Regions from separate parts of the Homo sapiens genome. Here region 1 is linked to region 2. The links are chromatin loops, found by intact Hi-C in ENCODE. Cell type or tissue: MCF 10A. All regions are shown on one strand. Each heading gives the region's core, and the rest is flanking DNA. Links, peaks and the distances in the headings are about the cores only. Region 1 overlaps ARHGAP26 (Rho GTPase activating protein 26). Region 2 holds the start of LOC124901100 (a long non-coding RNA gene).

Evidence for each region. Hi-C counts contacts between places; a loop is a spot of excess contacts. Peaks named below come from ENCODE experiments on the same cell type or tissue, not always from the same donor. Only the 100,000 strongest peaks of a DNase experiment are listed, where the experiment ranks them.
Region 1: a loop joins it to region 2, with 2.4 times the contacts of the local background. A loop is called at or near these places in 3 of 110 quality-filtered maps.

The regions. Positions count from the first base shown.
Region 1 is chr5:143,099,561-143,111,618 of GRCh38, forward strand. All of the region lies in intron 17 of ARHGAP26 (Rho GTPase activating protein 26), which reads left to right. Among named protein-coding and RNA genes, the nearest start is that of ARHGAP26-IT1, 87 kb to the right of the region's middle. In MCF 10A, for the core only: a CTCF peak has its summit at 6,813 (motif pointing right); a DNase peak (open chromatin) is centred at 6,811.
Region 2 is chr5:143,239,196-143,251,253 of GRCh38, forward strand. It overlaps LOC124901100 (a long non-coding RNA gene), which reads right to left and starts at 5,887. Exons shown (of 2, transcript XR_007058982.1): 1 at 3,802-5,887; 2 at 2,687-2,817. In MCF 10A, for the core only: no CTCF peak of the experiment used is centred there; DNase peaks (open chromatin) are centred at 4,956 and 5,346.

The DNA.
Region 1 (12,058 bases), core at 5,777-8,276, 140 kb before region 2:
AGGAAATTTGTAACCACATTCAAATTCATTTTCGCAGTGTCACTCAGTGATACCTCTTGTATACTCACTCTGTGTGCACTTAACCTGTGTTATTTAGGATTTCCATAAGTGAAGTTCCTCTGCTGATAAGTCCAAAATTATAAACACACAAGGAAGTAACCCACCATTAGCTAGAGTGGTGGCAATAGCGGGAAGCAATGTGGGGGAATATCAAAACCCAAGAACTTCAAGAATAAAATCATAATAGAAAAATTCCATTGAGACCATAAAATAGTTATGTTTCAAAAATAAAAACAATAATAAGGGATTAAAACCAAAAGAACAGGCATATTTGAAAGAACCAACTAGAAGGTACAGAAATTTTTAAATATTGTTGAAATTAAAAACATAGCTGATGCAATAAATATCAGACTAACCAAAGTAGATGCAAGACTGAGCAAACAGGAAAATAACTTCAGACAATTTGCCAGAATGCAGTCCAGGGAAATAATGAAATAGAAAACACTTGAAGATACATGAAAGGCAGTATGAGAAGGTCCAAAATATGGCTATGGGAGCTCCAGGTGAGACTAGAGCAAATGGGAAGAGGTCATATTTGAAGAGAATGGCTGAGAATTTTCTAAAATTGAGAGACGTGAAATATCAGGTTCAGTATCACAGCCACTTCTGAAAAGAAAAATAAAGGTAAATAAGTCCACACAAATACTCATCCTAGAGAAGCTGCAGAATACTTCTTGTATACACAAAGGGAAAATCCATAAAGAACAACCCTTGAATAATAAATAAGAGCCAAACAGCCATGGCCTACATTGTGTGGGAAATAGCGAAGGAACATCCAGTCACTAGCCTTATCCTTGGCACCATAAATCCTGGTAACACTAGCAAGTTAAATGATGCAGACTTTCTTCTCTGCTGTGAAAGTAGTTTTACACCAACATCCCGTAGATGTGGGATTTACAACTGGACATTGTTTCTTGTACTTACGGTATCACCTCTGATTTTCAGCTTAATCACCTCCCATGGTGTGAATTTGGGAAGCGTAGCTTCCTTTCTTCCAGTTTTAGGTTTTGGACATAAAACCCAGGTAGTCACTGCTTGGCAGTCTCCTTAGGGACTCTGCTGGCTTTGTGGGCAGGAAATGAAGTCTGTTTACCTTAGGCATGCACTTGATTTTCATAAGGTGCTCCTTTGCTTCTCCTTTCTAGTATGAATGGGTACATGTATCTCCATTTTCTGGACTCAAATAGAGGCCATGCACGGTGGCTCATGCCTGTAATCCCAGCTCTTTGGGAGGCCAATGCGGGAGGATCACTTAAGGTCAAGAGTTCGCGACCAGCCTGGCCAACATGGCGAAACCCTGTCTCTACTAAAAAAATTGAAAAACTAGCTGAGTGTGGTGACGTGTGCCTGTAATCTCAGCTACCTGGGAGGCTGAAGCAGGAGAATGGCTTGAACCTGGGAGGCGGAGGTTGCAGTGAACAAACATTGTGTCACTACACTCCAGCCTGGGCAACAAAGCAAGACTCTATCTCAAAAAACAAACAAACAAACAAAAAACCAAAGAGTTCTGAAGCCATTCTTCACTTGAGAAGCATCACTGAGAATGCGTCATATGCCAGAACACCTCTCTCTTGGATCATTGCAAGAGAGTTAGGAAGGAATGAGAATGAGTCTGGCAGGAAGGATGCATTTTTAGAGATGAGGGCAAAACAGAAAATTACTCTGGTTCGAGTGTGTCATTTCTCTTTCTCATAATTTTTTGTTTCACTTTCAGTGCTGGGGACCAACAGGTCTCTTGATGTAGGGTTGTGGCCCCATACACCTTCTATTTCTGCTCAGGGAGTGGGCCTTAAATGTGTCTTTCCTGGGCCTTCATACAGTCCTCACTCTTTCCTTTGGTTTTTATTAACAAAAGGTGATTGTTTTCTTAGCTCTTTGGGGGTGACTCCTTCTCATCAGGTGTCACCATTTCTGATTTTTTTCCCTCTCCTTTCCTTAACATCCAACCAGGCAGTGCTTTGGTGTTTGTCAGATATAATGCTCTTCAGGTAATATCTTTCTTTAATTACTTTTCCCTTCTTTTTTTTTTTTAATTTCCCTGAAACAGACACACACACTGTTGCCTTGAACAATTGCTTCCTACCTCCCTCTCTCTGGGAACTGGATTAATTTTTTTGTCATTGCTTAATGGAAATGTCGACATTTCAATTTCTGCTGCATGTTCTACACAAAATTTAACTGGACAAGATAGGGAGAGAAGCTGGAGAAGGGAAAGTTCGTCATATGACATAAAAGCTTTTTTTTTTTTTTTCTTCCATAATGGCTTAGAGTGTGCCTTCCTTAAAAAGGGGGAAGCAGCTACTATGGCAACAGGTTCTATTTTCCTTAGGGGCTGTGGTGGCGCTGATAGAACTGGAGTCTGGAGAACATGAAACAATAGCCAGGAGCCCCAGGAGCCTGCAGCATGTTTTTTTTGTAGTAATTACTAGCCTTTTCCATGATTCAAAACTATGTGGTAAGTGGAACTGGGTAGGTTGGTGGTGGTTTTGTTTCTGAGTGATATAGACAGCAGGACCGTGAGTAAGGGACCCTCTCTACATCTCACAGAGAACCCGTACAGTGCGCGCCTGGCTGGGGAGACTGCTCTGCTCCAGCCCAGATATCCCTCCCTCTTCTCTTCACTTCCTGCCTTCCAGGCCTGGGGCTCCCTCCTGATAAACTTCAGTCTGTTCCACTAGCAAGTACCAGAGTGTGAGTCTCCCCTGGCAGGTCTTCCTAGAAATGCCACCTCCATTTCTTTCAGAGGTTTCCCTTCATTAAAGACCTCAGTGTCGGCCCCAAACATGCAGAAAAGGGGTGCTTGTTTGACTCTCCTAGAACAAGTTCTTATCAGAGGCAATCTTTTTCCTCCCCTAACTCAGAATGCTGATCCTCATAAAGCTTGAGCAACAGTGCTTGGTTCTGCTAATCACTGCTGGACCCATGCCGGTCACACAATTAAAAGTTGGCGTTTGGGACTTTGTGGCCTGGTTACACCCCTGTGCCTGTTGCGTCGCCCATCCGGGCTCTAGGGAGACAGAGACTCTTTCATTGCACAGCTCATGAAATACCAGAGGAGAAAGCTTGCTTTCTTACCAAAGCATTCTTCACTAATAACGTTCTCTGCATATACTCCAATCCTGCCTCTTTGAAACTTCTGTTTAAATTAGTTCTCCTCCTCCTTCTCCTTATCATTGTGCTTTGTACAGCCCTTGATAATTTTCAGTACTTTTTTCACCTCCCTTGCTTGCTTTGTCCTTACAGCATCCCAGTGCCTCTATGAAATAGACCAGGGAAGAGGCAGCACAATCCATTTTTGGTCTCTGTGGTAGCCACAAACGTTTATATAATGCCTCCCAAGTGCCATGGTGGAGTCTGGTGGAGTCTGCCCAGCTTCACAGGGGGGATCTGACATCTCCCAACTATTTTTCTTCCCCATGAAAATTTGTGAAAGATATATGGATTATAAACACAAGGATACCTTAATAGGTGTAGAGCTTTATTAAATTTTTAAAATGTAGAACTAAGGTGCCATCCTTGCCTGGTATGTCGTCTTCTTTACCTGTTCTTTTGATTTGCTTTGCTGCAGACTAATTGTGCCTGGGACCTTAAAAGTCACTGGATCAGTAGACATGGGAAAAAGTTCAATATCATTACTCTTCAAAGAAATGAAACTTTTAAAAGTCAGGAAACAACAGATGCTGGAGAGGATGTGGAGAAATAGGAACGATTTTACACTGTTGGTGGGAGTGTAAATTAGTTCAACCATTGTGGAAGACAGTGTGGCAATTCTTCAAGGATCCAGAGCTAGAAATACCATCTGACCCAGCAATCCCATTACTGGGTATATACCCAAAGGATTATAAATCATTCTACTGTAAAGACACATGCACACGTATGTTTATTGCAGCACTGTTCACAATAGCAAAGACTTGGAACCAACCCAAATGCCCATGAATGTTAGACTGGATAAAAAAAAAAATGTGGCACATATACACCATGGAATACTATGAAGCCATAAAAAAGAATAAGTTCATGTCCTTTGCAGGGACATGGATGAAGCTGGAAACCATTCTCAGCAAACTAAGAGAAGGAACAGAAAACCAAACACTGCATGTTCTCACTCGTAAGTGGGAGTTGAACAGTGAGAACATATGGGCACAGGGAGGGGCACAGCATACACCGGGACCTAACAGGGGGTAGGGGGAAGAGGAGGATAACCTTGGGAGAAATACCTAATGTAGATGACGGGTTGATGGGTGCAGCAAACGACCATGGCACATGTATACCTATGTAACCAGCACATTCTGCACGTGTATCCCAGAACTTAAAGTATAATAAAAATATATATATATACACACAATGGAATATTATTCAACCTTAGAAAAGGAGATCCTGCTATTTGTTACAACATGGATAGACCTAGAGAAAAAAAAAAAGAGAGAAATGAAACTTAAGATAAAAGCTTTCAAAATAGCAATACCTTATTTTGGTGCTAGTGAAAGCACCAAAAGGAAAAATAAAGGTCCTAGGGAAATGGGCATATTAAAATTTTCTAGGTGGGAATGTAAATTGACATAGATCTCATGGGTGACAGTTTGGTAATATCTATTAAAAATATTTATGCTGGCTAGGCACAGTGACTCACGCCTGTAATCCCAGCACTCTGGGAAGCCGAAGCAGGTGGATCATTTGAGGTCAGGAGTTTGAGACCAGCCTGACCAACATGGTGAAACCCCATCTCTACTAAAAATACAAAAATTACCCTGCAGGTAGTGGCACGCACCTGTAATCCCAGCTACCTGGGAGACAGAGGCAGGAGAATCGCTTGAGCCTGGGAGGCTGAGGTTGCAGTGAGCCGAGATCACACCACTGCACTCCAGTCTGGGCGAGAGAGTGAGAACCTGTCTCAAAAAAACAAAACAAAACAAAAAAAGTATGCCCTTTCATCCAGAAATTCTATTTCTATGAATTTATTCTAGGGAAAGAAAGATATATGCACATATTTGTGTACATAGAGATTCACTGCAATATTAGTGGAAACAATAAAATATTGGAAACAATCTGACTGTCCAATAACGGGAGATTTCTAAATTATCGAATACCCATACAGTGAAACACTGTGCCACCATAACAATGTTGAGTGAGACAATGAATGGTACTTGAAAAGTTCATAGTAATGCAGTAAAAAACAAGTTATAAAACTAGGTGTCTGCAGTATGATTCCAACTTGATTTGAAATATGAGTGTGTGTGTGTCTGAAAAAAACATGGAATGTGACACGTATACCTTAAAACATTGAATAACATTTAGTTATTTCTGGATGGTAGAATCACTGGTGATTTTTATTTTCTTTGTGCTTTGTATCAGTTATTCCACAGTAAATACTTTCATTTATCAGAAAATAAAAGAGAAAACATGTATCTTTTTTTCCCCCTAACGATAGCACTGAAAGAAAGAGTAAAGGGTAAGCTATTTAAAAATAGGCCTAATCGGCTGGGTGTGGTGGCTCATGCCTATAATCCCAGCACTTTGGGAGGCCAAGGTGGGCGGATCACCTGAGGTCGGGAGTTTGAGACCAGCTTGACCAACATGGAGAAACCCTGTCTCTACTAAAAATACAAAAAATTAGCTAGGCATGGTGGCACATGATTGTAATCCTAGCTACTCAGGAGGCTGAGGCAGGAGAATCGCTTGAACCCGGGAGGCGGAGGTTGTGTGAGCCAAGATTGCGCCATTGCACTCCAGCCTGGGCAACAAGAGCGAAGCTCCATCTCAAAAATAAATAAATAAATAAATAAATAAATAAATAAATAAATAAATATAAAAATAGGTCTAACCTAAAGACCAAACTGACATTAGCTAATGTCATTACATGATTCTGTCTTAACGAAGATAGAAGCATTTTATTGCGTAAGTTTTCTTCTGTGTGTGGGAATCATATGTGGGTGTATATATGTTTAAGGGGTATGCATCCGGGTAGACGTTTGTGTGTGGACATGTGTGTACAGGTATATAAGTACATGTGTCATAGCCTTGGTACAGGTCTCATAGCCTTGCAGCACTGTGTTCCTGGCGGGAGTGGCATCTGTCTGCATGTCTGAAAATGCCACGTGTGCATTCTGCTGATCACCAAGGTTCGTGGCTGTAGGCATCCTCTCTTCAGTGCGTCAGAAGTCTGAAGAACATGTAGCTGCACCGGGGCGTTATGGGAAAGTAACGTGTAGGATTTATTAACTCATTTCTTGAAGCCACTCACTGTTTGTTTTTAAGTACCAATTTTTATTTTCCATTGCCAAATAGAGAAGAGACTTTTTTTGGTGAGTACAAGTATGAGTGATTTTTTTTTTTGGTCATTTTTATAATGAACTATTTGAATCCTGACTTTTCGCAGAGTAGCAGGACTCCCTGAACTGTGTTTCTTCCTCTCCCCACAAGTTTACCAAGCCCAAAGGGTCTTTTTAAAGGGTGACTTTTTCTTTTGTTGTTTGTCTTGTTTCCCACCCTTACTTAATGATTACTTAGCTCTTTATATAATCCAGCTAAATGCTGGTACATAGCAACAGGATTGTGGTGTGGCTTTCTCCTTGATGTAAATTTCTGGAAGATGGCCTTCTGTATGGAAGACTGAGCAGTGGGATCTATTAGTGACATGTTTTTGGGAGGAGCTGCTTCCTAAATGGGTTGAGGCTGCAGAGATGGGCAGGAGGAGCAGCCAGAAGCCACAGGGTGTTCGCATCATTGTGCGGGTAACCACATGGTGGCAACGATTGCACAGCTTCCAGTTGTACTTAGCAGCTGTTGACACAGACTTCAGAATTCCCATGGAAAAGGAAGTGAACTCCTTTGGAATACAATGCATTGGGCTTTTTTTTTTTTTTTTTTTTTTTTGAGGTGATGTCTCAATCTGTCACCCAGGCTAGAGTGCAGTGGTGCAACGTCAGCTCATGGCAACCTCCGCCTCCCGGGTTCAGGCGATTCTCCTGCCTCAGCCTCCCGAGTAGCTGGGACTACAGGCACGTGGCACCACGCCCAGCTAATTTTTGTATTTTTAGTAGAGACAGGGTTTCTCCATGTTGGTCAGGCTGCTCTCGAACTCCTGACCTCAGGTGATCCACCCACCTCGGCCTTCCAAAGTGCTGGGATTACAGGCATGAGCCACTGCACCCAGCCTGGGCTTCATTTTAAAGCGGTCTCAGGCAGGCATTGCTGATGCTTGTGGTTGAAGATACAACTTATTATTGCCTAGGTGTATGAGGGTGTGATTTGTTGTCTGCCTCTAGGCTGTAGACTTCTGGACTGCACTGTTTGATTAATGGGCTCAGCTCACAGGTCTCTTCCCTAGAGAGGCCTTCCTGGCCTACCTAAGTTGGTCCTCTTAGGTTTTGTCATATACCTCTGTTTGATTTCTTCATGGCACTTCTGTAATCTGACATTTTTACTGATGTATCTGTGTGTTATTTGCCGTCGGAATGAAAGCAGGGATCTTGTCAGTCTCGTTCACTTCTTTATCCCAGTGCCCAGAAGGGTGCATGGCATCTCATAGGTGTTCAGTCGGTATTGGGTGTGAGCATACTTGGTGTGTTTAGGAACAGACAGAAGGCCAGGGTAGTTAGAGCTCTGTGAATAAGAGCATGGTGGTATGACATGAGGTTGGAGGGGTCAGTAGGCAGGGGCTGGATCGTATAGGCCACGATGAGGTGTTTAGATTTGCTCAAGGATCTGGTATTCATTAAGTGGTTTCATCTCTGTAGATTTATATACTCTCCAGATTGGTCTGCTAAAGTCAGTTACTGATGGCTTTTCTGCTGGGAATTGTGCATCATTCTGTCCTTGAAGTGCCACTGTAGCCTACACTGTATTTCTCCCCCTATCTCAGCTGCCATCAGCTTGGCCTTCTTCACCCACCTTTTCTGTTGAGCCAGGCAAAGCAAGATGACAGCAACTAAGATGTCAGGCTGTGATGCCTGCACAATAGAAAGCATTTTAGAACTTTGTCATTAAACACTTTGACTTCCCCTTTGAAAAATATCTGTTTAGGTTTGGGCTTTGTGAGTGACTCTTGCTGAGAGTGTGAATGTTGGGTGGATCAGGGACCCAGATCTCGACTTCACTCTGAATCGTTCGGTGTCTTTGTTACCAGACACGATCTGCTCTTCTCTGCCTAATGATAGTTGGTTTGCTCACCTTGGATCTCTGGTTTCTGTTGTCAACCCTGTATTTTAAAATTTGCTTTCATGGTAGCAGAATTCAATGAGTTTCCAGCTTTGTGCCACCTTTGAGGAGGATAAATCAGGTTTTGCTTTGCATGTGTTGAAGTAAGAACTTTATTGGCTTCATTCCCTGACAAATCTATTTTTGTGATTAAGGCAATAAATATAACAGAAGGGTTTGTGTGTTCACTCTAATCCTCACATGTACCACTATATATAAACACTGTTATTTTGTATGGATGAATAAATAAGAGGAACTGTTGTATCCCTTAGGCTTGAACTTACATTGAAATTTTAGGAGATAATGATTTAGTGCAGCAAGGAGCTAGGAGGTGTTGCCACAGAGTTTCAGGAGGAGAGGGATATAAAGGTGTAATCAATTCAGATTGTTTCTAACTTTTATGGATTGTGAAGATTTGTATTCCTTTTTCAGTGGATTCCATTCATTAGCGTTAGACATGTAAACATATGGAATGTGGATGTACTATACCAGTAATTTTCATGGATGTTAGAGCTCTAGGATGTTTTTCACCTTTTACCGTATGAATTGACCTCCAGAACTTTCCCATGGGGTCTCAGCTCTTGTACATGAAGAGCATAAACTTTTCTGGACACCATACATTACTGTTTTTTTTCTGTCTTCTAATCAAATATCCAAACATAATCTAAAAGTACCGTGACAGGACATATAGGTTTGTCAATTCCAGTCACTTTGGTAGACTGGCCCTTGAAATAAAGCTAACGTTTTCAACTTCAGCCTCCCAGTGTTTTTTCAGACTTATGGCAGGGAATGTAATTTTCTGTTTGCTTTTTGGGGTGAAAGTACATTCCATTTCAAAAATATGCCAGTCACATGAGTTATTTCCCTCATTTAAAAAATCCCCACAAAAGGAGATAGGTTACCTAGGGTGGGTATTTCATGAGTGTATGCTTCTTTATCAGTCTGTCCATCTCTCTGTAACATTTCCCATGAACCCTTCTGTGGATTTGGAATCTTAGTCCTTCCAGAAAGGATTATGGTCATGTCCATAGAAGCTGCAATGAGATTTACATCTCTTGGGAAGTGACAAGCTCTCAGCGCAAGCTCTCAGCGCTGGGTCCCAGAGCCACTGTTCCTGTTGGAGCTAAGCCACATGGCTAAGGGCCAGTCCCTTAACCTTTGATTTAGCTCCTTTTGTCCCTGTCCTTTCATCTGTAAAATGGTGCTAGTAATGTGGATCTGGTTTCAGAAGACTGCTGTTTATTTTAACTAATTAAAGATTGTTACAATGGTGAAATTCAATGGACTCTACAAATATTAATATTGGTGCTGATCATGGGTGGCTATTAGCTGGGTAGCAGGTAACTCGCACCTAGAAGCTCTTACCTGCTCTACGCCCCAGTTCAGGTTTGGCTAAGATTCTGTTCTTCCACCAGGCTTCCCAGTAGAGGTCTCCAGCACAATGACCAAGAGGAAAATGGGCAACAACTGCAGAAACCTATGAGGTTAACACAGATATATAGGCGCAAAGGCACAGGGCCTGACACATTTTAATTAAATATGAACAGTACTGTAATCTGGTTTGTACATGTCTTGAATTCTCTTATTGGGTTTTATGCTAGCTTGTAAAGTTCTTATCTCTTTTTGGTTTTTGTTTGTTTTTGTTTTTGTATTTTTTTTTTTAGACAGCGTCTTGCTCTCACCCAGGCTGGAGTGCAGTGGTGCGATCTCAGCTCACTGCAACCTCCATCTCCTGGGTTCAAGCCATTCTTCTGCCTCAGCTTCCCGAGTAGCTGGGACTACAGGCACACCACATTTTGTATTTTTAGTAGAGATGGGGTTTTGCCATGTTGGCCAGGCTGGTCTCAAACTCCTGGCCTCAAATGATCTGCCCACCTGAGCCTCCCAAAATGCTGGGATTACAGGTGCAAGCCGCCACACCCGGCCATATCTCTCTCTCTTTGAATGTTAAGCAACCTATGGAATTTCAGCATTTAGGTCTTAGTTGAGACCTTTCCGAGTCTACAGAGAGGATGACTAATACTGTTACCCCTCTGATCAGAATTTTCTAATTGCTTTTCATCTCACTCAGTCAAGAACAAAGCTTTTACAGTGGCCTGCAAAGTTTTCCAGGATTTGCCACCCTCAAGTCCATTATGTCTCTGACTTTTCCTGATACTTGCCCTCTTGCTCTCTGGGCTCCAGGTACACTGGCATTACCAGCATGCCACCCAGGTACTTACCCCGAGGTGTTTGTACCTGCTGTTTCCTCTGCCTGTAGCTCCCTTCCCAGATGTCCTCATGGCTTGGCAAGACATGCCTTCTCCATGAGATGTCCTTGACCACCAGTCTAAAGCTACAAACATTTCCTCTATACTCCCCATCCCTTTCATGCTGGCTGTTTCATCATAGCACCATATATTTTCTTTGCTTATCGCCTGTCCTACTCCAAAAGAATGTAAGCTTCTCTAAGGCAGGAAACTGGAGGAGTCTGTCTTGTTCACCAGTATATCTCCAGCACTTAAAGCAGTCCCTGGCACACAAGGGGTGCTAAAAAATAGTTGGTAATTGAAAAATAGATGTTGCAGTTTTGGCCTTTGTGCTGGGTCACCTTGCACTTTCTTCGTTGGGTAGAAAGTCCCAAAGCAATGTCTCCATGGCTTGCTTGACTTTGGGACAATGTTAGCTTAAAGGTAGTAGGTTGTGTGGTTGAAGGAAATGTCAGTAACAACAGGAACCGGCATTTGCAGCACTTGGTAACACCAGACTGGCATACACATGTGCAACTTTTAAACCTCCTCTATTTACCCTCTGGCATCTTTTTCTAGATGTGAGAACTAATCAATAAATCAATGATAATGAATGTGGAAGCATTTTATAAACTATAAAATGCTTTGCAAATGTTAATTACATTGGACTTTAGAATGAATTGTTATGTAATTTAAAATAGTTAAGTAATTTTCCAGGAAGAAAGGCTTTCTGAGTCAGCTTCTCTGCACGTCTTTTTATATGTGAATGCTGCTCTTCCCCATCTGCACCCTGTGGACTGGGACCAAGAATACAGCTACTAGCTGAAGCCTAAACTGTCCAGGATGAGATAGGTGAAAGCTAATCAGTTAACCCCTGGATCTAAGGAATGTGTTTTCCCTGTGCATGAGACTTCTCAAATCCCAGGTAGCTGAGACAATGTAGGGCAAATAAAATGCAGGTTGGCCTATTTAATCTCTAAATGACTAATTTTGGAAAACTAGGCAGCTTACAGCAAAAGTATCATTCTTCTTGGGTTCTAGTAATTCCCATGACCCAGATTAGTTTATTTACCAGTAGAGAAGCTTAGAGATTTTATACTGTTGGTGGACATAGATGACCCTAATATTCTTGTTTGCTTTCAAATTATCCTTGTAAAAATAATCAGGTTCTTCTTTGACCCATGATCTCCTTAAGGTTAGGCCATGTAGAAAAGAAGAGAAGCAAATGAGATAAAATAACAGGATATGTATTGTATCTCTCCCTCTGTCTGTCAGTCTCTCTCTCTCTCTGCCTCATACTAGAGCATTTAAGAGCAGTAGATTTGAAATCAGACTGCAGACTTTTTGGTCTCAAATTCTAGATATGTGACCTTAGACAGATTTCTGAATTTGTCTGAGCTCCAGCCTCTCCATTTGGGATATTAATGGAATTTCCCTCCTAGGGTTATTTTAAAGATCACATGAGATAATTGAGGGAGTGGTTATCCCTGGCTCACAGTAAGTTCTCAGCTCATGTTAGTTGCTGTTACTGTTGATGGAAATCCTAGTAATAATAAAAGACAGGCAGGAAATAAAGG
Region 2 (12,058 bases), core at 3,430-5,929:
TCACACCAGGAGAGAGAAGGAGTGTGGATATTGTGCCCCCTCCCTTTCCTGCTAGGGTTGGGAAAAACAGGTTTAGAAACTTGCAGGAGTTGGGCTGGCCACTAATTTCCACAAACTACCTTAATGTCTTATTGTTATTAACATTAGCCATTGCTCTTAAAACACACACACACAGCAAGGATGTTGCAGGGAGAGCCAAATAGAAATGACAACTTCTTACTCCCTCAGCCTACTTTAAGCTCTTTCCTTTGGTAATACCTGGAATGGTTTTCAATTAAGGGCAAACCTGAGGGCCCTGAGGACTGTGAACAATCTCAAGCCCTCTGCCACATTGCTCCTCTCAAATGCCAGGGGAAAAAGGTTGAAAATCTTGAGAGGCAGGGACGGTGATTTTCTTTCCTTGGAGGCCTAAGCTGACCATGTGGCACTGGCCCCATTCATCCGCTGTGCGGCAGAGTAAGTTCTGCTTCTCTGCCCCATCCCTGTGGTAGCCCCAGCTGAAGCTGATGAATCTTATACTTAGAGTCCCTGGTGTGCTGGAACTGGCTCATCTCAGGTCACCAGAGCCAGCTTGAAACTGGCTATGGTGGGAGTTATTTATACCACCAAAATCAGCAAGTGCTACAAATCAGCCCTCCACCACCACCCCCACCCCCACCCCCGCCCCCGCCCCAGCCCGTTTTTAAACACCTCCTAGCACACCACTGCTTAGTCTACTTGGGTGTTAATATGATAGATGACACCTGAACTTGGCTCCATACAGCCTAGACTGGTTTCCACCTAAGTGAGGGTGGGCATGTGGGAACGGGGGTGGGGTGGGTGTAGAACTAGAGAGGTGCAGAGTCACCTTTCCCAAGAGCAGGCAGTACTCTGCCCTGTGAATCAACAGCTGGGTTTTGTTTATTTGCACTGGTTTTCACCAGATCTAGAAAAAGGAGTTTGTTCCCCACCTCCCTCAAACAAGCTTCTTAAAACTTGCTTAGAGCTGCCAAGACCTCTGTACAAGTCCTGTGCATCAGAGTACTTAGGCAGTGATGCCTTCCCTCTGCTGCTCCATTTGCTGCAGGAGGGAGGTGGGAGCTCCGTGAGACGGAAGCCACCACAAGTTCATTCTCCAAGGTCAGTGGAACTGTCACTAACCATTCCAGGTCTGGTTGCCTCACTTGGGGAACCACAGAATTACTCTTTCCATTGGTAACTGCTGAGGGCAAGAGGCCCAGAGGTTGGCATTGCCAGTATACAGCCAGCTGTGAGACCCCAGGAACCAGGCTTGGTCAGAGGCCCCACCACCTCCGAGCTCACTTAGTGACTGACTTTTAGCGTCCTCTGGGAAGCTTACTGAAACCAAAGATCCTGACTTGGTGTACATGGGATGAGGCCCCAAATTCTGCAGTGTGTGTGTGTGTGTGTGTGATGAGATCTCACTATGTTGTCTGTGCTGGCCTTGACCATATTCTGTGTTTTTGATGACACTTGGGATGATTATGAGGCTGGTGACCCTCAAAACTCATTTTAGGGTCAAATCCAGACATGACTGATGCTTTAATAGACACATTTCTTTTTTTATTAAATATTAAGCTTTTCTGGGTTCTGTGTATGCTGTTGTTAGCAACTTTCCTTGTGCCACAGATGTATGAATAAGAAGCTTCTTCACTGTGTCTTGATTAACATAAGCATAATATGGAAAAATCCATATTTAGGTAGATCATAAATTGGTAGCTATATGATGAAAGACCTCACCAAACTTTTCCTTTAAATACTGGAATGAACTCACTTACTTTAAAAGATTAGATTTTCAGTAACCCAATTGCCAGAAACTATTTCAAGCACGCAGGGATTCTGACAGGATCTAAATCGACACACCTTCCTAACTTTAGTGCTGATTAGAGTCAGGGAGGCTTTTGGCCAAAGCAGAAATCACTACAAATACAGGCTGTCAGTGACAAAGCCACGGTTTCTCCTTCACCTCCTCTGTCCTGAATAGATTTGAGTAAGTGGCAAAAAAGAATATAGGCTTAAGTATCCCATCTGCAAAAGAAAAATATCTTAAAGGGGCAATGTGTTCTGGAAAAAATCATGGGATTTCGAGTGGGCCTTTGAATTCTCATCATAGCTTTTCTGACAGGTTATTTATCCTGTCTGAGTCTTTCTCATTTTAAAATGGCGCAGGGAGGTGCCGGGCGCGGTAGCTCACACCTGTAATCCCAACACTTTGGGAAGCCAAGGCAGGTGGATCACTTGAGGTCAGGAGTTTGAGGCCAGCCTAACCAACATGGTGAAACCCCATCTCTAGTAAAAAATATGAAAAAATTAGCCAGCTGTAGTGGCGCACATCCGTAATCCCAGCTACTCATGTGGCTGAGGCAGGAGAACCACTTGAACCTGGGAGGCGGAAGTTGCAGTGAGCCCAGATCGCACCACTGCACTCCAGTCTGGGCAACAGAGGGAGACTCAGTCTCAAAAAAAAAAAAAAAAAAAAAAAAAAAGGTGTGTGGCAGGGGAGAGGAGATAATTCCTGTGTGGCAGAAACATCAAGAGGGATCCCCACCTCATAGAGTTGTTTTGAGAATTGAATGATTTAAATTTGATCGCTAATGAATTAAATGAAATAATTGTGTCTGGCAAACATTTGGGACAATTGAGTATCAAAATACATACATTAAAGAATTCCAACAGACATGAGTGATGCTTTAATGACACATATCTTTTTTTATTAAGTATTGAGGTTTTCTGAATAAGAATTCATGAGTCCATGCTGATATAAATAAGTAAGGCATACAAGAAAGTTCTTCCTTATGGTTGAAAGCCAATTAATAACTGTAGAAGGAATGACAGAATTAGAATATCACCATTTGGCAACCATAATAATAAGTATATGAGTCATCAAGAATTATCAATGAATGATTCACATAGGATATTTACACAGTTTCAAAGTATCTCCTCACAAGAGACTTATTAATCACAAGGGATAAAACAGTAGCTGTACGGTAGAGAAACCTAACAGACACCAACTTTAAATGGGTCTAACTGACAGCATGTCCCTCCTATGAGGCATTGAGAAGAACTGAAAAAATCCTGGAAAAAAAAAAACCCCATATAACCTGAATCTCACCATAAGAAAGATAGACCCAATTGAGGGGCATTCTACAAGATAACTGGGCTGTTCACTTCAAATATGTCAACGCCATGAAATAAAAAGATTCAGGAACTATTCTAGATGTCCGTGGACATGACAAGCAAATGCAACACGTAACTGGGTTTTCTTTGGCTAGAAAGGACATTATAGGAACAATTGGCAAAATCTGAGGAAGGATTATAGACTAGATAATTGTGTTCCATCAATGTTAACATTGTGATTTAGATAATTGTACTGTGGTTTTGAGAGGCAGAATTTTTAGGCAGGCTTTTAGGAAATGTACATAACTATTTAAGGGAATAGGGCATCAGGTCTCCAATTCACTCTTAAATGGTAAAAGAAAAAATTTAAAGGGAGATAGATGATAGATAAGGCAAATGTAGTAAAATGCTAACTTTTGGGGTATCTGGGTAAAGATTGTCCAGGAATTCTTCACTGTTTTAGCAACTTTTTTGTAGGTCCGATGTTATGTTTTAAAAAAGTATTCAGTACATACTGAGACCTGCTGTTTTATCTTAATGATGATAATAGAACATTGAGTCTATTGTAAGGAGTTTAGAAGCCAAAAAGAAAGCAAATACAAAACCAACACAGGGATTTGCTAGAGGGAAGTTTGGGGTTTTATAGTGCAAAATGTAACTGGCCACCAACCTTCCCTCATTCACCTTGATTTAGGTCCTCTTGGTGGCTCTGGTCCCAGGACTAGGGGCTGAGGTGGAAGGTGTGATCTTATAGGAAGCGCAGGCTTTATGAAGCATGTCCTGTGTGAAGCAGAAGCCAGTGTGCTTCACTCTGATGTTGTTTCTTAGGCTCATGCCTGGAAGGTACTGCAGGATACCGGATACTGGGTCTACCTTCCAGCCCCAGAGGACACTGTAAAAAGCCATCTCGGGCTAAAGGTTTCATCTTGGCCCTGTTTCTGTCTATTTGGAGGACATAAATATAAGAGAGTACTTTTGGCGGTACAAAGTGCCATCCACATGTGTCAGTCACATACACGTGCTGGTGGAGCCTGTGGCTAAGAGGGCAGCCTCTGGAGTCAGACAGGCTGCTTCCAAATCCCAGATATGCCACTTACCCGGTAGGCGATTTGAGGGAGATCATTTAACCTGTCTGCCCTCCACTTTCTGCATCCATAAAATGGGGATAATAACTGTAATATAGAGCAAACTAATAGGATTGGTGTTCAGTAAATGAAACAGTGCAAATGGCAGAGGCTTTATGTTCATGCATCCCAAAGTATCTTCAAGTGTAAAATAATTCTATTATGCTATCCTGAAATTACCTAGAATCAGAGCAATTGTATTAAAATTTGCTGTAACTTGTCTCATTCTCCTTGACCTGTCCTGGCCAGCCTATCTTCTGATGGCACAAATCACCAATTGCTTTTATTGTCGATTTTCTCTTGGTGCCAGTTCCTACTGGGCTTCTGGGGTGGGGCCTGGCTCCTCTCCTACCTCAAGATTCTAATTTGCTAGGAACCTTGGGACTCCTGAGATTTCTGTGCTTCTGCAGGAATTTATCCTGCTTGAGAAGCTCACCTGGAAAACGTGCGGCTGAAGATGGAAATTCAACGTTAGGCCCCAGAGCTGTGGAAGGTGTTTTCAGTTTGGCCTTCTTGCCAGGCACACTTGAGCCTGCACAAATTCTGTTCCCCACGCAGAGACAGGGAAAGAAAGCTGCCTTGCTGTTAGGACTGTAAGACTACACCCAGGATCTCAGAACAGCACTTCCCCCACCAATCTGTCCACGGTGGCCTTAGCCAAACCCGAGGAATGAAGGCTTAACGGGAATGTGTCATAAGAAAAATATTCCATTAGAGTTTTCTCTCCCAGATTCCACGCCCACATTTCTGCCTGCCTGTTGGACATCTCCAGTTAGATGACCCACAGGCACGTCCTTACCAAAACAACATGCCCAAAACGACACTTCACTCTCTCTTCCTGTCTTGGGTAGTGTCACAAGCCAACTGAAAAGCCTGGAAATCCTCCTCCCACATCTCACCCCTCCTGTTAGGAGGTCCTTTCCATTGCAAATACCAAATGGCTCAGATTCGATTCTTCCTCTTCGTGCCGCACATATTGACGTTCAGGGCTTCAAGATCTCTCGCCTGGACTATTTCAGCAGCCTCCTAACAGTCTCTCTTCTCCCAGCTCCCGCCTCTGGCTCCTCTGCATGTTAAGAGCAAAGTCGCCCCAAAGCAGGAAATGGGATTACTCTCCTATCGTGATGAAGCCTGTGTTGCCTCTCCCAGTGACTCAGGGATGGAGTGTGGACTCTTGAGTTGCCATGTAAGGGCCCAGCCCATTTCCCCAGCTTCATCTCGCCATGAACACCCCTCCCTCCAGAATCCCAAGCTGCTCACGGGTTCCCTAACTCCTCCTTAGGCATTTGCTGGTGAGCCTTTGAACAAAATCTTCCCTCGGTCTGGACCTTCTCTTCTCCCCCTTTTTTAACCTGGAAGATTCCTACTTACCCTTCAAATTCAGCTGAAAAGTCACCTTCTCAGGAAAGGAAGTCTCCCTATGCCCTCTTCTTTCCTCCCAGAGCAAGTTTTCAGTGCCTTTTGCATCATAATCTATTAGTTCATCTTGTGGTTGTTGGTTTATATATTTACACTAAATGCTTTTCAAGATCAGGGATTCTGCCCTGTTCACTTCTGTACTCCCAGGTGGACATGGTGTTTCTTCAGGAAAGAGTGCTTGGGTGGGTGTGTATATAATGCACCAACAATGCCACAGAGCAGCCCTGATATGGTTTGGCCATGTCCCAACCCAAATCTCATCTTGAATTGTAGCTCCCATAATCCATCCCCACATGTTGTGGGAAGGACCTGGTGGGAAGTAAGTGAATCATGGCGGCAGGTTTTTCCCATGTTGTTCTTGTGATCGTGAATACATTTCACAAGATCTGATGGTTTTATAAATGGGAGTTCCCCCACACATGCTCTCTTGCCTGAAGCCATGTAAGATGTGCCTTTGCTCCTTCTTCACCTTCTGCCATCATTGTGAGGCCTCCCCAGCCATGTGAAACTATAAGTGCATTAAACCTCTTTTTCCTTATAAATTACCCAGTCTCTGGTATGTCTGTATTAGCAGTGTGAGAACGGACTAATACAAGCCCTGTACACTAGAAGCACTGCCCTTTGCTGTAGCTTCATAATTCTGCCTAAGTACTAGAAGGTTGATGCTATGAAAGGTGGCATTCAAGGCTCCAAATTCACCTTTATCTCAAACTTCTTTCAATAGAACTTGTCTCCTTTCTTTACCTGCCTTCTTATCCCCTTTCTCAGCAAATCTCTGAAAGGATGTCTCTCAGCCATAAAAAAAAACATTGTATTGTGTATTTGCTGGCTACAGAAATTTACTTTCCTGTGGAATCAGAGAGAGAACTGATCTTGTTAAAAGGCTCTAGCTATAATCCCTTAGAGAGAGGATCCACTGAGTAGAAAACTGTCAACAGTATAAAACGCTGACACTTTAGGTGTCTATTTCCACACCCAGCCATGTTTACGTATGATATTTAGAACCAGGATTCAACTGACCCTGGCACTCAACAACCTTCGTTCTAATTTCTTCCACGTTGAGTTTTGTTCCAAGTTTCTGACCGTTTCTACTCTGGAAGGTGGCCAGGGTCCTGGGGTGGCCACGGTCATGCCAAGTCTCAGTGCCCCCTCCGCTTCAGGGGCTTAGACCGCCACTTGGAATGCGTGCATTCTGGCAGGTGCGGTGCATGCAGGGGTCAGACCCCTATGGTTTGATGAGATAAGAGCCTCCTGCACAGAATCTCATTTTTTCTCCATCTGCACCGCCATTTGGGCCTCGGGCCTCATGACTCACACAGTGGCTATCCATCTGCCCATTTACTCCAGAAAGAGAAAAGGACTTCTTTGCACACAGTGAGTCATCGTATCACATTTCAGAGCCACCTGCCTGACTCATAGACTATAGCAGAGCTCTGTAATAACGGGGCTCCCTATTGCATGAAGATGAATATTACTTGCATATGACCCTTTACACCCCCAAACCAACTTGATATTCCCACCCTGAGCCAATAATGGGATAGGTCAGGGTTGGCAGATTTTTGTCCTCCTGTTCTTGAGTCCCCTCCCTGCACCTTGAAGACATGCTAATTGATGGATGAGCTTTCCTGTGCTGAGGCCAGCAGAGGCCTCAGCATCAGAGTTAAGACAACACTCCCAGCGGCAGCCCTTCACAATTGGTCAGACTTGGTTCCAGAGGTTAAACCATATTGATATGCTAAGGTTAGATTGGGAAGACAGGACTGTTTTCAGGGTGGGCACTGTGGTCTCCAGAAGGCTACCCTTCTTTTCTTATATAGTTAATTATTTGAATCAGGAATACAGAGGGAGGTAACATACACACAGGGTACGAAACTCAAAAGGTATGCAAGAGTATGTAGTGAAAATTCTCTTTCCCATCTCAGTTCCTCAGTTCTCCTCCTAAAAGTAACCAATATCATCAGGCTTTTTAAAATTTTTTTTATTTTTATTTTTTTTAATTGAGACAGAGTCTCACTCTGTTGCTGAGGCTGGAGTGCAGTGGTGCCATCTTGGCTCACTGCAACCTCTGCCTCCTGGATTCAAGTGATTCTTCTGCCTCAGCCTCTCGAGTAGCTGGGACTACAGGCGCATGCCACCATACCTGGCTAATTTTTGTATTTTTAGTAGAGACAGGGTTTCACCATGTTCGCCTTGCTGGTCTCGAACTCCTGGCCTCAAGTGATCTGCCTGCCTCAGCCTCCCAAAGTGCTGGGATTACAGACATGAGCCACCATGCCTGACCAGGCTTTTTAAAATGTGTATTTTTTTCCATATCTTATATTGACAGATACACACAAATATACACAAAAATATTTTGTGTGTGTGTATACATAAGTGTATGGATGTATCTATAGATAGATAGATAGATAGATAGATAGATAGATAGATAGATGATGACTGATTGATAGATAGATAGTAGGTGGGTAGGTGGATGGATGGATGGATGGTTAGATGGTTGGATGGATGGATATATAGATAGTAGGTGGGTGGGTGGATGGATGGATGGTTAGATGGCTGGATGGATGGATGGTTAGATGGCTGGATGGATGGATGGATAGATAGTAGGTGGGTGGATGGATGGATGGTTAGATGGTTGCATGGATGGATGGTTGGATGGATGGATGGATGGACAGATTGATAGTAGGTGGGTGGTGGCTAGATGGATGGATGGTTAGATGGTTGGCTAGATAGACAGTAGGTGGGTGGATGGATGGATGGATGGATAGTAGGTGGGTAGGTAGATGGATAGCTAGATAGTAGGTGGATGGGTGGATGGATGGATGGATGGTTAGATGGTTGGATGGATGGATGGATGGATGGATGGATGGATAGACAGTAGGTGGTCGGGTGGGCAGATGGATGGATGGTTAGATGGTTGGATAGATGGATAGATAGGTAGCAGGTAGGTGGGTGGATGGATGAATGGATGGTTAGATGGTTGGTTGGGTGGACACATAGATAGATAGATAGATATGCTATATTAGTTTCTAGGGTTGCTGTAACAGTGTGCCACAAACTGGAAATTTATTATCTCACAGCTCTGAAAGCTGGAAGTCTGAGATCCAGGTGTGGGCTGAGTAGGTTTCTTCTGAAGATTGTGAGGGAGAATTTATTCCATGCCTTTCTCCTAGCTCCTGGTGGTTTTCTATCAATCTTTGCCAGTTCCTTGGCTTGTAGAAGCATCACCTTGATCTCTGTCTTCATATTCATAAGGCGTTCTCCCTGTGTACCTGTCTGTCCAAATTTTCCCTTTTTATTCAGCACACCAGTCTTATTGGATTAGGGTTCAACCTAATGACCCTATTTTAACTTGATTATCTCTTTAAACACCCTATCTCCAAAGAAAATCACAGTTGGAGGTACTAGGGGTTAAGATCTCAACATTTGAATTTTGGGAAGGGCACAATTCAACCCATATACCACAGGCATCTAAGTATATGCTAATTTTTACACAAACGCTAACCCATTCTCAACACTATTCTGTGTCTTGCTTTTTTTCATTTTAATATTCTTGAAGATTTTTCTACATCAATACATAGAGACCTGCCTGCCTCATACTTTTTAATGGCTGTGTAAAACTGCAGTGAATCACATGGGAGTAAAATTATTTACTTTCATGGTGAGGGATACTTAAGCTCCGTTCTAACTTTTGTTATTACAATAAAGTTTCAATGAATGCCCTTGAACATATCAGTTCATACTTTACGTGAAGCACAGCTGTAACATATTAAAAATGGAATTGTTTGTTTATACGGTAAGTGTATTTTGATTTCAATATCTACATAAACTGTTCTTACTCAGAGAGAGGACAGAGATGAGTTTATCAGATTAGCTAACAGCCACCATGGGTCTATTTCAGGTTAAAATTCAGGACTAGGAATGGTTCATAGAAGGAAGGAGGGGGATCTTTTTAAATTGACACTCATGAGCCCCCCAGTTTGAAATGACGCCCTTGAGTTGTGCCACCAAAAAGTATTTCTCTGTGTCTGCTGCAAGACCACATCTTCACTACAGAGCCCATGGACTGAAACTGTGTCCAGAGATTCTAGAACCTTCCTGAGGCTTGAGCACAGTGTTTGGAGCAGCACTGGTAGGTGGAGAGGAGAGAGAGGAGTGAGGGACTTGGAGGGTAGAGGGTGGTGCCCCAAACACAAAAGAAGAGATGTTCCGACTAATGCGAGGCCTACTGTGCATGTCATTTCCCTTCTTGTTCTCTCTGGTTCCCTTTCTAGGAGAATGTCTGTTCAGCTTCTGTTGAACCAAACCTCCAGGTTGATTTTGGCCAGGAATCCCCACTGGGGATTCCTGGTGGAGGGCTGTGAACTTGCTGAGGATATGAAGATATCTGAAGTCAATCAATCAGATTGCAACATGACACTTTTTATCTTTTTAACCTAACTGCCAGCTGGAAACTTGGAAATCCTCCCTCAGTTTTTGCTTATTATGGGAGACTGACTCATGGACATTAACTTGCTTCCAGCCCTTTCTAGCCCTACCCTCCCTGACTCAGCATTTTAGTATCACAAAGAAGTCCAGAAGTCATGTCCTTGGTGACTGTTGAAGCTGAAGCACAAAGAAGTGAAGTGACTGACCCAACTATCTATAACCAGGAGCAGCAGAGCCTGGGTTACACATCCATTCACCCATAGGTGCATGCATGAGACTCATTCAACACACACTTATTAGCATCTACCAGGTTCCAGGCGATATGCTAACTCCTGGGGCTACAGAGTTATAATTAAGATAGACCCTCTTCCTGCTCTGTTAACACTCATGGTCCTGTAGAGAAGATAGTCATGAAAGGAATTATTTGCATTTGTAAAATGTGCACAAATAAAGAAATTAACAAAAATGAAAGATGTGAGAGCTGTGAAGGAGATATTCATGGTGCCATGAGAGTGTGGGGGGTGGGTCAGAGACTGCTCCAAAGGGGAGCTGCATTTCAGCTGTGACCTAAAGATGTCTCCATCCATGAAGAGGCTTATTGCTGAGGTGCCCTCTTCCCTTGGACCAGAAAAGTAGGACAAAAAACCATTCCTCTCACTGACCACTCCAGACTTAAACAATGAATGAGAAAATTCCCTGGCAAGACAGGTAGCTAGCCATGTCCTGCTGAAGAAGCCTAATAGAGGGACTTTCCTGGCCCAGGAATAGTTTGGAAGATTCTTTATAAATGACTAAAGGACTATTCACTGCAAGTTCTAGCTTTCCTGCCTCTTCTCTGGACGGGGAGTTAGAACACCTTGCCTCTACTTCATTGTTAAAAAAGAAAGCTTCTAGCTCATCAGGCGTATCTAATGCTTCCTACCTGGCAATGAGGGGCCTGCTGGCCTCCACCCCAACCAGGGCAAGGGCAGCTGTGGAGGGGATTTCTTTTTTAACTGTGCTCTTGAGCCTGGCCTTCCTTAGACCCTGTTTTGTACCAGCAATAATTAAGTAATTGATGTATTCCTAGTTTGAAGACACAAGCTCAGGCCTGGGACCCAGCATGTCTGGAGCTGAGCCCAGGCATCACCAGCTCAGTGACCCAGCAAGTATCACTCGGGCCTTCCTTACTGGATCCTATGACTGTGAAAATGTGGGAAAGGAACTTATCTGTGGTTCATGAACACTGAAGAGAGAACCACTGTCTTCATTTCACTCTAGCACCATATGAAGTTGATATAATGATCTCCATTTTACAGATGAGAAAACAGAAGCATGGAGTTTTTGCCCAGAGTCACAAAGTCTGTAACTGATAGAGCTCAGATTTGAACCTGTATCTTTCAGATACTGGACCTTGCTTATAAACAGGCATCTAAGGCCAGGTGGTCAACAGAAAATAGACCTTATAACACAGTACAGGACTTTCTTCCCTCTCCACCCTTTCCTTCTTGTCCCAGGTAACTTACTTCAGCAGTTCATTACCTAGCAAGACAAAAATAATGAATATGGGCAGAAATGGGGGAGGCTGGCCTTTCTGTTTGCTTTACAACTAACCAAGGGGAAGGGCAACTCTGGGGAAAGATGTTTTGGGGGGATGGGAAATACAGTGGGGATTTGATTGTTTCCCAGTCATCTAACTTTGTGACAGAGGAGGGGCAGGTTTAGAATCTTATCCCTCATCAACACATGTGAACCTGTAACTGCCGGTGGGCCCCTCTCTCAACTGTCTCAGGAGCAGTCCCTGTAGCTTCTCCATCACAAAAGCCCCTCTGGGAGGCCAGATCATAAGATGGTGTGTGCCAGTGTGAGGTGCCACCTGGCATTTGGTGAGGTTTCTACTTCTCCAACCCCACTACTCAGTTGTGTTTAAAACAAGGACCCAGGCAAGTGCCAGTATCTTTGCATAAAAATAGGCCAGTCCTTTGAAACTGATG